Linked DNA regions of Homo sapiens: region 2 is linked to region 1. A link is a contact called in ENCODE Hi-C or POLR2A ChIA-PET data. All regions are on one chromosome and are shown on one strand. Each heading gives the region's core, a stretch centred on a gene start or an enhancer-like site at or near the end of the contact. The rest is flanking DNA. Distances are from core to core; before and after follow the strand shown.

The links. A loop is a pair of places that touch in the nucleus more often than their neighbours do. ChIA-PET counts read pairs that join two places held with the same protein, here RNA polymerase II (POLR2A). Pooled maps may share reads with other maps.
Region 2: a pooled map shows a loop between it and region 1 (5-fold over the local background). The contact joins two enhancer-like sites. A Hi-C loop is called at or near these places in 1 of 37 single-sample maps with no recorded cell type and 2 of 50 pooled maps. POLR2A ChIA-PET finds 5 or more read pairs at or near these places in 2 of 52 experiments (GM10248 and activated CD4-positive, alpha-beta T cell).

The regions. Positions count from the first base shown.
Region 1 is chr17:8,805,391-8,811,942 of GRCh38, forward strand. The region is part of intron 18 of PIK3R6 (phosphoinositide-3-kinase regulatory subunit 6); the gene reads right to left. Among named protein-coding and RNA genes, the nearest start is that of MFSD6L, 9.3 kb to the left of the region's middle. RefSeq lists enhancers at 1,461-1,600, 1,611-1,710, 1,721-2,000 and a silencer at 1,847-2,047. Within about 2 kb of position 1,626, at least 3 of the 41 ENCODE cell types and tissues checked have a DNase peak (open chromatin) inside an H3K27ac peak, as active enhancers do.
Region 2 is chr17:8,939,985-8,946,055 of GRCh38, forward strand. All of the region lies in intron 1 of PIK3R5 (phosphoinositide-3-kinase regulatory subunit 5), which reads right to left. Among named protein-coding and RNA genes, the nearest start is that of PIK3R5, 23 kb to the right of the region's middle. RefSeq lists enhancers at 280-349, 2,097-2,176. Within about 2 kb of position 1,252, at least 9 of the 41 ENCODE cell types and tissues checked have a DNase peak (open chromatin) inside an H3K27ac peak, as active enhancers do.

The DNA of each region.
Region 1 (6,552 bases), core at 376-2,875:
GTCCCAGGTGTCAGAGGGGAAGGGGAACCTACTGTGGGTTCTTTCTCTTCTTGGTTTGTCCCCTAGGCCAAGCCCCCACCTATCACCCCGCTATGCATAGACTCCTGTGCGTCTGAATGGGTGAGCTGTGAGTAAAGACAGATTTAACAAAACCTCTGTAAGACGGGGCAACTCCATGACAGAGGGTAACACTCAGGGGAGAGGGGGCTTCTCCCCTGGTGCCAACAGAACCTGTGGCACCTTGGCCGGGCGCGGTGGCTCATGCCTATAATCGTAGCACTTTGGGAGGCCAAGGTGGGCAGATCCCCTGAGGTCAGGAGTTCGAGATCAGCCTGGCCAACATGGTGAAACCCCATCTCTACCAAAAATACAAAAAAATTAGCCAGGCGTAGTGGCGGGCATCTGTAGTCCCAGCTACCTGAGAGGCTGAGGCAGGAGGATCGCTTGAACCCAGGAGGCAGAGATTGCAGTGAGCTGAGATTGCACCACTGCACTCCAGCCCGGGCAACAGAATGAGACTCTGTCTCAAAAAAAAAAAAGAAAAAGAGCCTGTGGCACCTTTAGTGCTCTGTGCTCTGGAGCTGTCAGGCACAGTGGGAAGGTTGTGGTCAGGGGGGCAGGCAGTGGAACCTAGTAGGCACTGACTGGACAGCTAATGGAATGATTGTTGATACTGGAATGTCACTTGTGACCCTCCAAAAATACCTGGAGAGACTGCAGGGGGCTGAAGTCCTGCATGAGCTGGGGGAGGGTGGGCGAAAGCCAGGTACGTTCTATTTGCCATAATGAATGGAATTGCACCTGAACTGATTGCACCTGGTGAGAGAGATGCATGGTTTCCATAGGTTAGGTGACTGGGGATCGAATGTGACCCACTGAAGCCTGCACAGTGGTAGCCATGGGGCCAGCTCTCTGACTCTCAACTTGGTGTTCCTTCTTTAGCATCAGGCTGCTCTAGGTGTCTCTGGCAGGATTTGGGCCTCCACGCCCTGCCCATGGACCTAGCCCCACCTTCTAGGTAATCACACACAGTCTCTGGGCCTCCTCCCACCTGCCTGCGGTGTGGGCAGATGCCTTTCATTTCCCTTTGTGGTCTGCACACCTAGACACACTCTACCTGCTTGGCTTTGGCCCATAAGGAGCACAAGAGTCTTAGATTTTAGTCTATAAATGAAGCCATGGGAGCCAGTGGAAAGGGCCAGATGCAGAATTTGCAAAGGATCCCACTCTCTGTAAGACTAAGGAATGGGCAAAGTGCTGCTAATTGTCTCCTGTTCTCTGTTGGTGGCCTAACAACATACCCCAAAGCCCCAGTTCTTCTGTTTCTGCTTTATTTCCCACTTCTGTTCTATTTCAAACTTCCAATCCAGCTAAGGTCATATCTGACCCTTAAACTTACTGAGCTAGCCACAGGCCCTTGCCCCCATGCCATTCTTCAAGCTGTCTCTGCCTTCTTACTCCAGCTCACCATGAGCTTCCCCTCAGTGGTTATCATCCAGTCCATGTGGACAAAACATGTATGTGGACCTGCCTGGTTCTGAGAGGAAAGCACAGCTACTGGAATTTTCCCCTAGCAAGTCCCTGTAGGGATAAAAGGGAACTTGCTGAAGTGATAAGTTTAGACTTTCAAAAAGCCCCTGACCAGGTTGTTTAAAGAGGTCATTAAAAACAGAAACCACTTTAAGGAACTTTGAAAGAGGAAATGCAACAGAAGGGTAAATAGGTCCACTTTGGAGCCTAAAACTTCAATATGGGGTTGCCCTATACGAAGACAGATTTCAGCTCAAGGCAGACCTCTCAGCCAATCAGAACTCTCCTACAGTGGATAGGCTGCCTCAGAAAGCGTCAGCTTCCAGTTCCGGCTTGAGATCTAGGATGAGGTGGAAGGTGGATTAGATGACTCAACAAACATCCGGTGAGGCCCTGCTGCAGGCCAGACACCACACCAGCTAAGATGAGGATCCTGAGTCTAGGGAGTTTGCAGGCCATTGACATACAAAGATCATGCCATTTATAGTGTCACAAATGTTTCCATAGCTGTGTCCCCAGGGTCCTATGGGAGCACAGAGGTGGTACACTTAGCTCACCTAGGTGAGGGGAGGAGGGTGGAGGATGTGGAAGGAAGGGGGAAAAGCATTAGGAAAGGCCTCCTGAGGGAGATGACACCTGAGTCTCAACTTGTAGGATGAGTAGAAATTATAAAAAGAAGGTGGGCAGGTGGAAGGGAGGAATGAGGTTTCAGGTCAGGCAACTAGCGTGAGCAAAGGCACAGGGATGTGACTTCAGGAACACTTCCCAACACATGGTGGGAAGAGCCTCCAGGGAGTGCCCAAAGCTGCAGATGGAGAAGAAGGGGAGTGAAGCTATGCAACACTGAAGAGTTTTTCTGCCCCTGGAGAATGGGAGAAGATGGAGGAGTTTTAAGTACGGAATAACATGGGCAGGAAGGTGGACTTAAGGAGGATCAGAGTATTGCCGGGGAGACCAGCTGGAAGGAGATAGATGAAGGTCAGACTTGGGGTGACCAACTTGCTTGATTTGCCTGGGACTTTCCTGGTGTTAGCACTTAAAGTCCCAAGTCCAAGAAACCCCTTTAGTCCCAGGCAAACAGGGACAGTTGGCCAACCAAGCTGGACCAGAATAGAGAGGACAAAGAAGGGAGAGATTTGAGAAGTGTTCCATCGGGACAAAGGAAAGTGAGGAAGAGGAGGCACCAGGGATGACTCCTGGGTTTCCGGCAGAGGTGATTGGTTAATGATGGTACCATTAAACGAGACAGGAGATATAAGAAGGAGATGAAATAAAAATGACTGCTAACACATACATAATGTTTACTTTAGCCAAGCACTCTTCTAAGAGCTTCGCATGCCACAATCAATCCTCATAACTGGATGAGGTAGGTAATGTTATTATAGCTGTCCCTCCATATCTGCATATGTGGAACCTGCACATACAAAAGGCCAACAGTAAGAGACTTTAGCATCCATGGATTTTTGTATCCTTGGGGGTCCCGGAAATAATCCCCATGGATACTGAGGAATGACTGCCTCCCCTTTTTATAAAATGATACTGAGTCACAGAGATATTAACTTGCTTAACATCATATAACTGGTAAATGGCAGAGGCAAGATCTGAATCCAGACAATCTGGCTCTAGAGAGCTCTTAACTATTAGAAAGTACTGGCTTTGATTTTTAATATCTTGAGTTTGTGGTATTGTGGGACATCCAGATCATGCTAACTTAGTTCAATGCAGGAGTCAAAAACTCAGGTATGAATGTCAGGGCAGAAGACACAGATTTGGGAGGACTTAACAAATGGAACTAAATCCTTGTGAGTTTGATAGTCCAGGAAATGAAAAAAGAAGTGAGCCATGGATAGAAATTGAGGACAGTAGCTACTTAAGGATCTAGGAAAAGGAGTTCAGGGAATGAGGCCAACAAGTAATAGTCAGGCATGTAGAAGAAAGTCTATAAGAAAGTGTTGTCTCTGAATTTATAGATTTTAGGGTATTTAAAGACTCAGAGTACAGGGCTTCAGCTCTAGTGATGGAATTCCATTCAAAATTGACCAAAGGAATATAAAACTGGGGAAAACATTTATGACAGTGCTAGAAGCCAGCTTCATTGGAGTATTAACATATAAACATAACTTCAAATATACATATTTTGTCTAATTGCCTAAAAGGAGAATCCCATCAGACTAACAGCAGGCTTCTCACCCAAAACCTTGCAAGCCAGAAGAGACTGGGGTTCTATTTTCAGTCTTCTTAAAGAAAAAAAGATGCCAAGAATTTTGTATCCTGCTAAACTAAATTAATAAATGAAAGAGAAATAAAGTATTTACCAGACAAGCAAACACTAAGGAAATTTGTCACTACTAGACAGGTCCTACAAGAAATGCTCAAAGGATTTCTAAACATGGAAAGAAAAGGGTGATACTCATTGTCATAAAAACACAAGAAAGTATAAAACATGTAGGTCTTATAAAACAATTACACAAGACTGCAAAGCAACTAGGTAATAATTATGACAGGAACAAAACCTCACATATCAATACTAACCTTAAATGTAAGGGACTAAATGCTCCACTTAAAAGATATAGGCTCAGCTGGGCACAGTGGCTCATGCCTGTAATCCCAGCACTTTGGGATGCTTGAGTTCCAGGCATTAAAGTAGGAGGATCACTTGAGTCCAGGAATTTGAGACTAGCCTGGGCAACGTAGTGAAACCTCTTCTCTACAAAAAATTAAAAAATTAGCTGGGCATAGTGGCTTGCACCTGTGGTCTCAGCTACTCAGGAGGTTGAAGTAGGGGGATCAATAAGATATGGGCTGGTGGAATGGATAAGAAAAACAGGATCCAACTGTATGCTGCATACAAGAAATCTGCCTAACTGTTAAAGACATTTACACTCTAAGGGGTGGAAAAAGATATTTCACACAAATCAAACCAAAAACAAGTAGGAGTAGCTATACTTATATCAGATAAAACAGAGTTTAAATCAACAGTAAAAAAAGACAAGGTCATCTATAATGATAAAGGGATCAATTCAACAAGAAGACATAACAATTCTAAATAAATATGCACCCAACACTGGAGCACCCAGATTCCTAAATACTACTAGATCAAAGAGATAGCCACTGTATTAATCCATTTTCACACTGCTGATAAAGACATACCTGAGACTGGGAAATTTACAAAAGAAAGAGGTTTAATGGACTTACAGTTCCACATGGCTGGGGAGGCCTCACAATCATGGAAGAAGGCAAAGGAGGAGCAAAGTCACGTCTAACATGGATGGCAGCAGGCAAAAAGAGAGCTTGTGCAGGGAAACTCCTTCTTATATCACCATCAGATGTCATGAGACTTACCCACTATCACGAGAACAGCATGGGAAAGACCTGTCCCCATGATTCAATTACCTCCCACCAGGCCCCTCCCACAACATGTGGGAATGCAAGATCAGATTTGGGTAGGGACACAGCCAAACCACATCATTCCACTGCTGGCGCCTCCCAAATCTCATGTCCTCACATTTCAAAACCAATCATGCCTTCCCAACAGTCCCCTGTCTTAACTCATTTCAGCATTTACTGAAAAGTCCACAGTCCAAAGTCCAAAGTCTTATTTGAGACAAGGCAAGTCCCTTCTGCTTATGAGCCTGTAAAATCAAAAGCAAGTTAGTTACTTCCTAGATACAACAGGGGTACAGGCATTGAGTGAAAACAGCCATTCCAAATGGAAGAAGTTGGCCAAAACAAAGGGGCTACAGGCCCCATGCAAGTCTGAAGTCCAGAAGGGGAGTCAAATCTTAAACCTCCAAAATGATCTCCTTTGACTCCATGTCTCACATCCAGGTCACACTGTTGTGAGAGGTGGGTTCCCATGGTCTTGGACAGCTCTGCCCCTATGGCTTTGCAGGGTTCTGCCTCCCTCCCAGCTGCTTTTATGGGCTGGCGTTGAGTGTCTGCAGCTTTTCTAGGCACACGTGCAAGCTGTCAGTGGATCTATCATTCTGGGTCTGGAGGATGGTGGCCCTCTTCTCACAGCTCCTAGCCCCAGCAGGGACTCTGCATGGGGGCTCTGACCCCACATTTCCCTTCTGCACTGCCCTAGCAGAGGTTTTCTATGAGGGCCTTGCCCCTGCAGCAAACTTCTGCCTGGGCATTCAGGCATTTCCATATATCCTCTGAAATCTAGATGGAGGTTCTCAAACCCTAATTCTTGACTTCTGTGCACTTGCAGGCTCAACACCACATGAAAGCTGCCAAGCCTTAGGGCTCGCACCCTCTAAAGCCATGGCCCGAGCTCTACATTGGTCCCTTTCAGCCATGGCTGGAGCAGCTGGGATGCAGGACACCAAGTCTCTAGGCTGCACACAGCACGGGTACCCTGGGCCCAGCCCATGAAACCATTTTTTCCTCCTAGGTCTCAGGGTCTGTGATGGGAGAGGCTGCTGTGAAGACCTCTGACATGCCCTGGAGACATTTTCCCCATTGTCTTGGGGATTAACATTTGGCTCCTCATTGCTTATGCAAATTTCTACAGCCAGCCTGAATTTCTCCTCAAAAAATGGGATTTTCTTTTCTATTGCATTGTCAGGTTGCAAATTTTCCAAACTCTTATGCTCTGCTTCCCTTATAAAACTGAATGCCTTTAACAGCACCCAAGTCACCTCTTGAATGCATTGCTGCTTAGAAGTTTCTTCTGCCAGATACCCTAAATCATATCTCTCAAGTTCAAAGTTCCACAAAAATGCCACCAGTTTTGCTAAAATATAAGAGTCACCTTTGCTCCAGTTCCCAACAAGTTCCTCATTTCCATCTGAGACCACCTTAGCCTGGACTTTATTGTCCATATCGCTATCAACATTTTGGGCAAAACCATTCAAAAAGTCTCTAGGAAGTTCCAAGCTTTCCCATTTTCCTGTCTTCTTCTGAGCCCTCCAAACTGTTCCAACCTCTGCCTGTTACCCAGTTCCAAAGTTGCTTCCACATTTTCAGGTATCTTTTCAGCAGCACCCCATTCTACTGGTACCAATTTACTCAATC
Region 2 (6,071 bases), core at 2-2,501, 130 kb after region 1:
ACACATCTCTCTCAGGACAGTTTAATTCCTTTTAAAAACAACCCCCAGAGAGCTGCGGGGAGTTTCTAATCTCTCATATCAGGCTTCTTGTATGACTTCACAAGGGCAGCCCCTAAGCCTGCTTCCCCTGGGAGATGGGGGCCTGGCTGAAGGTGTGGTGTCAGAGCCTCCTGCATTGATGAAAACCCAGGAGCAGAGCCCAGCAGGGAAGAGCCCCCAACCTGGGGCAAGCAGCTGGGCACGTGGGAGGCCCTGCCCTTCTCACCTCACTGGGGCCTGTTTAGGGAATGGAGAACCTCTCTGGACCTGTTTACTTGACCATAAAATGGGAGAGGAGTCTCTCCACCGTGGTACATTATGAAGTTCAGAGCTGCTGCAAGAAGGCTTAAGAACAATCCCAAAGCAACCACCGGCCATCCTCAAGAGCTCATCCCTGACAAGATGGGACCCAGGAAAACTCACGAAGGGACGCCAGCAAACAGCAGCCTTGTAACACTTTCCTGAAGATCCCATACACAAAACGACCACAGTTCCCAGCCTCCTGCCTGCTAAGGTTTTTTTGTTTGTTTGTTTTTTGTTTTTGTTTTTGTTTTTAGAGACAAAGTTTTGCTCTTGTTGCCCAGGCTGGAGTGCACTGGTGCAATCTCGGCTCTGCAACCTCCGCCTCCCAGGTTCAAGTGATTCTCCTGCCTCAGCCTTCCGAGTAGCTGGGATTACAGGCATGAGCCATCATGCCTGGCTAATTTTTGTATTTTTAGTAGAGACAGGGTTTCACCACGTTGGCCAGGCTGGTCTCAAACTCCTAACCTCAGGTGATCTGCCTGCCTCGTCCTCCCAAAGTGTTGGGATTACAGGTGCGAGCCACTGTGCCTGGCCCCTGCTGTGTTTTTGAGAGAGAGGCAGGGAGGAGCTGAGTTGGGACACAGCCAGAGTGTGGACCCAGACCTCCTCACCCCTTCCTCTTCTTTATTCAAGGCATCCCCGCTCCTCTCTCAGCCTCAGTGTTCCAGTGGGTAAAGAAATGAGGGCCCCTCCAGCTCCACTGTGACCCAGCAGGGAAGAACAACTTCTGATCACAGCCACAGCATCCCTGTGTGTCAGCAGCAGGACAATGGGAGCCACTCCAGCTGTCCCAGTTGCAGCAGGTCCTACTGTGCAGAGACCACTTTGCTTCCTGTCTAACCACCATGACTGAGGGGTGTAGCGGGATAGATATGGGGTTGGTGGGGAGGCAGAGAGTAGGGAGGCAGGTGCAGGGAGGCCAGGCTCCACAGAGGCACGTGGCCAAGGTGACTCACCAGCACATTTCCATGGTTCTCTGGATCTGGCCCCCTCCCCACGCAGTGATTCGGGTTGGGGGAAGAAGGCAGCAGAAGACAAGAAGGAGAAAGAAAAAAAGGGGATGTGCAGAGAGGGAAGAGTGACCAGAGACGGCTTGAAGGACTAAGTTGAACAGAATAATACCCTTAAAACACCCTGATTCTGAGACAGATGAAAGGAGTTCAAAAACAAAAACAAAAAAGTCAAAATGTACACCAGCAGCCCCAATGTTTCCTGTTTTTCTAACAAATCACCAATGATTTCCAAGAAAAGCAAGCTGTGCTGCGCTTGCCCCCAGGCACAGCCGCAGAATTTGCACATCTGGCCTGTGCTTCGAGAGCGGCCCACGCGGCACCGTGGCACAGGATGTGGCGGGGCAGGCGGCAGGGTCTGCAGGGCAATGATCCCGAGAGGAGTGTGGCCAGGAACCCTCTAGGGAACACCTGCCGTGGTTGTCCCTGCTGCTTGCGGCCTGTGGATATCAACCTGTCACCACCTGTCAGCCAGTTCATCCTACGGCCTCCCTCAATCCTGCCTGCTGCATTAATGCAGGCATCGAGATGCAGGCAGTAGGACAGGGGAAAACAGAAAGATCCCCCTATTTACTCAGAAGACCCTTCGGGAGGATTTACATGTATGGACTTTCCCATGACCATCTGAATTCTCTGAGAATTTCCCGTTAGATGGGCGTGGGGGCTTCAGGGAGGCTCAGGGGGCCGGGTTTCCTTGGAGACAGGGAGCTGACAGCTCAGGTAGAGGCGAGGTCACCCTGCCAGCTCCTCACAACGGGGCCCTCATCTCCCATCCCATCTCCAGCTTCTCTCCCTTCCATTGCAGAGGGTCTCACAGGGTCCTGGGGTCTTTCAAAAGCCCCTAGAGGGAAGGGCAGACCCTCGAGCTGGGGCTGAAATCAGTCTAGTGACCCCAGGACCTGTGCCCCTTCCTATCTTGGCCACCTCCCAGGAAACCACACCTGACCTCTGCCGGCCTGACCCCATCCAGAAATACACAGCTGCCCCTGGAGAGCCCCTCCCTGCCCCCACCCTGCAGCCTCTTCTCTGTTCCACCCATAGTCGGAGCCTCCTTGCAGCTCCTGCCCCCACTGCTGCCTCACCCATTCCTGCCACCTCACCCATGCCACAACCCCCCATCTGCAGGAGCTCTGCTCAGCCCCACCAACACCCTGACAGGGGCAGGTTCAAAAGACAGTCTGCAGGAGGGGGTGAGGTGTCTTGGGTGGGAGGAAGGAAGACAGAGGGAAGCTATGCAGCCTTCATCTCCTGTCAGCCTTATTCTTTTTCTTTCTTTCTTTCTTTTTTGAGACAGAGTCTCGCTCTGTCGCCCAGGCTGGAGTGCAGTGGTGCGATCTCTGCTCACTGCAAGCTCCGCCTCCCGGGTTCACGCCATTCTCCTGCCTCAGCCTCCTGAGTAGCTGGGACTACAGGCGTCCGCCACCACGCCCGGCTAATTTTTTGTATTTTTTAGTAGAGAAGGGGTTTCACCGTGTTAGCCAGGATGGTCTCGATCTCCTGACCTCATGATCCGCCCGCCTCGGCCTCCCAAAGTGCTGGGATTACAGGTGTGAACCACTGCACCCGGCCCTGTCAGCCTTATTCTTATTTGGCTGCTGCGCCAGCTGGACAAAGCAGATCACGTCATACACACACACACACACACACACACACTTTGCTAAAACATTTGAAAGTGAGTTGCAGGCTGTGGACATCATAGCACATCACTCCTAAACATCAGCTTGAACCTTTTTCTTTTTCTTTTTTTTTTCGTCAGGAGACAGGGTCTCGCTCTGTTGCACAGGCTGGAGTGCAGTGACACAATCACATCTCACTGCAACCTTGAACTCCCAGGCTCAAATAATCCTCCCACCTCAGCCTCCTGAGTAGCTGGGGCTACAGGTGTGCACTACAAAGCCTGGCTAATTTTTAATTTTGTTTGTTTGTTTGTTTTTGTAGAGATGGAGTCTCAATACGTTGTCCAGGCTGGTCTCAAACTCCTGGCCTCAAGCAATCCTCCTGCCTTGCCTTGGCCTCCCAAAGTGCTGAGATTATAGGTGTGAGCCACCATGCCTGGCCTTGATTGAATCATATTAAACATGAGAAGATATTAGCAATTTCGTGGGGTTCAATCTAATACTTGAGCACACATCTCTCAAGAAAAGAGACATTCTTGGCTGGGCGCGGTGGCTCATGCCTGTAATCCCAGCACTTTGGGAGGCCGAGGCGGATGCATCATCAGGTCAGGAGTTCGAGACCAGCCTGGCCAATATGGGTGAAACCCCGTCTCTACTAAAAAGTACAAAAATTAGCTGGGTGTGGTGGCGCGCACCTGCAGTCCCAGCTGTTCAGGAGGCTGAGGCAGGAGAATCGCTGGAACCCAGGAGGCAGAGGTTGCAGTGAGCCGAGATTGTGCCACTGCACTCCAGCCTGAGTGACAGAGCAAGACTCCATCTAAAAAAAGAAAAAATAAATAAAAGAAACATTCTCCAACCTTCCAACCTGACCACACCTGGCAAATTGACAATAATTCTGAAACATTGTCTGCTGTACCCTAGGGAATATACTCCTTTTTTTTTTTAACTTTTATTTTAGGTGCGGGGGTACATGTGCAGTTTTGTTATGGTAAACTCGTGTCACGGGGGTTTATTGGACAGATTACTTCGTCACCCAGGTACTAAGCTTAGTACCCAATAGTTATTTTTTTCTGATCTTCTCCCTCTTCCCACCCTCTGCTCTCAAGTAAGCCCCAGTGTCTGTTGGTCCTTTCTTTGTGTCCATGAGTTCTCATCATTTAGTTCCCACTTATAAGTGAGAGCATGTATTTTGTCTTCTGTTCCTGCATTAGTTTGCTAAGAATAACAGACATCCTGTTATTCTATTATGTTATCTATTATGCTGAGAATAATAGCTCCATCCACATTTCTGCAAAAGACATGATCTTGTTCTTTTTCATGGCTACATAATATTCCATGGTGTATATGTACCACATTTCCTTTATCCAGTCTACTGTTGATGGGCATTTAGGTTGATTCCATGTCTTTGCTGTGTGAATAGTGCTGCAATGAACATATGCATGCATGTGTCTTCATGCAGAATGATGCATTGTGGTGATTTCTCAAACAGGGAACATACTTGCTGAGCATCTGTTGTGTGCCCATCATCAGAAGCACATCCTCTGTAAAGGGAGCAAGATGAATTAATTTATGAATAAAGCTCCTTCAGGCACTAGCATTCCATGATTTTATTCTGGAATGATGAGGTTGTGTTTTTCCTTCCCTGGGGAATGAAGAGTGGGAACATACCCTCTGGTGAAATGGGAACATGGGACCACTCCTATATCCATCTTTACTCTCCAGACCTGTCTTCAGGCTTCAAAGGCACCTGGCTAGGGCAGGAACACGGGTGATCCTAACGGAAGTACCAGGACACGGAGCTGGAGAGTTCCTCAGCCTTCTCAAGTGCAATTCTTGGGACCCTCCTATATCTAGCCATCCTGGAACTTTGTGATAGTGGCACACAGGTAACTATATCCAGGGACCTACACCTAGGCACTGAGACATGTGACTGGGGAAAAATGGCCTACACTTACGCCCTAATGTGTTAGTTCCGCAATTTCCTGCTGAGGTTAGCAGATGAACGTCCAGCAAGTCCACAGCAAATGAATACACTTGAGAAAGTCAGGGTGTGGAAGAGGTTCTTCCTCTCCAGGAAGATGCTGGTGCTTGGGGGTCCAGGAAGCCCTGCTGTGGAGCAGCCCAGAGACCTGGCAAAGCTTTCTCATTGTTTCAGCTGTGGCAGGCTTCTAGCCAAACCCTGGCTCGGCCCCTCACCCCACTTCGAAGAGGGGATCTACATCCTCCCCAGCTGCAGGAACACTCACTCCCTGGCAGGCCCTGGCTTCCTATACACTCAAGAGGCACAGCTAAGGCCTAGGAGTTGTGCCAGGAAACCAGCCACTGGGGTGGGTCATTTGATTGACACTAGCTCCAAGAGATTCTTCCCTTACAATCAGTAGGTCTGCCTCCCACCCCAGCCACACACACACACACTCACACCCTTCAGGGAATGAGAAACTGGTCCCAGGGCTGTATTCCCTCCACCTGGCAGCCCCTTGGCTACTCCTTCATAAGCGAGGCTTCACTGGTGACCCAGAGAGAGCCTGGGACAGGACTGCTAGCAGCAGTGGGAAGAGGAAGGCTGGGCATCACAGCAACCACCTTGCACTGGGAGTTTCTGCTAGACAGGAGGCAAAGCAGACATCTCAAATCCACCGTAGTCCAGAAACAACACAAAATGAGAACTCCTCCCCAGAAAAATAGAAAGTACTTATAAGATTTTATGTCCCAAAGATGATCCCAACAATAGCTCCCATCCCACCTCTCCTTTACATTACAGCCTTGCCACTTCTCCATCAAGAGGTGGAATCTATTCCCATCCCCTTAAACTTGGGTGGGCTTGTGACTGCCACAATCAAAACAGATTATAGCGGAAGTGATGCTGTGTGGCTTCCAAGGCTAGGTCACTAAAGACCATGCAGCTACTGTCTTGTTTGCCAGAAGGTTTGAACTTGGAGCTCTGAGCCATCAAGTGAGAAATTAGATTATCCATCTGGACGTTGCCATGATGTAAGGAAGCCCAAACCACATGGAGAGGCCCCTTGTAGGCATTCTCATTTACAGTTTCAGTTACCAGCCGTTTGATCTTCCCAGCTGAGACCCCAGACATCACTGAACACAG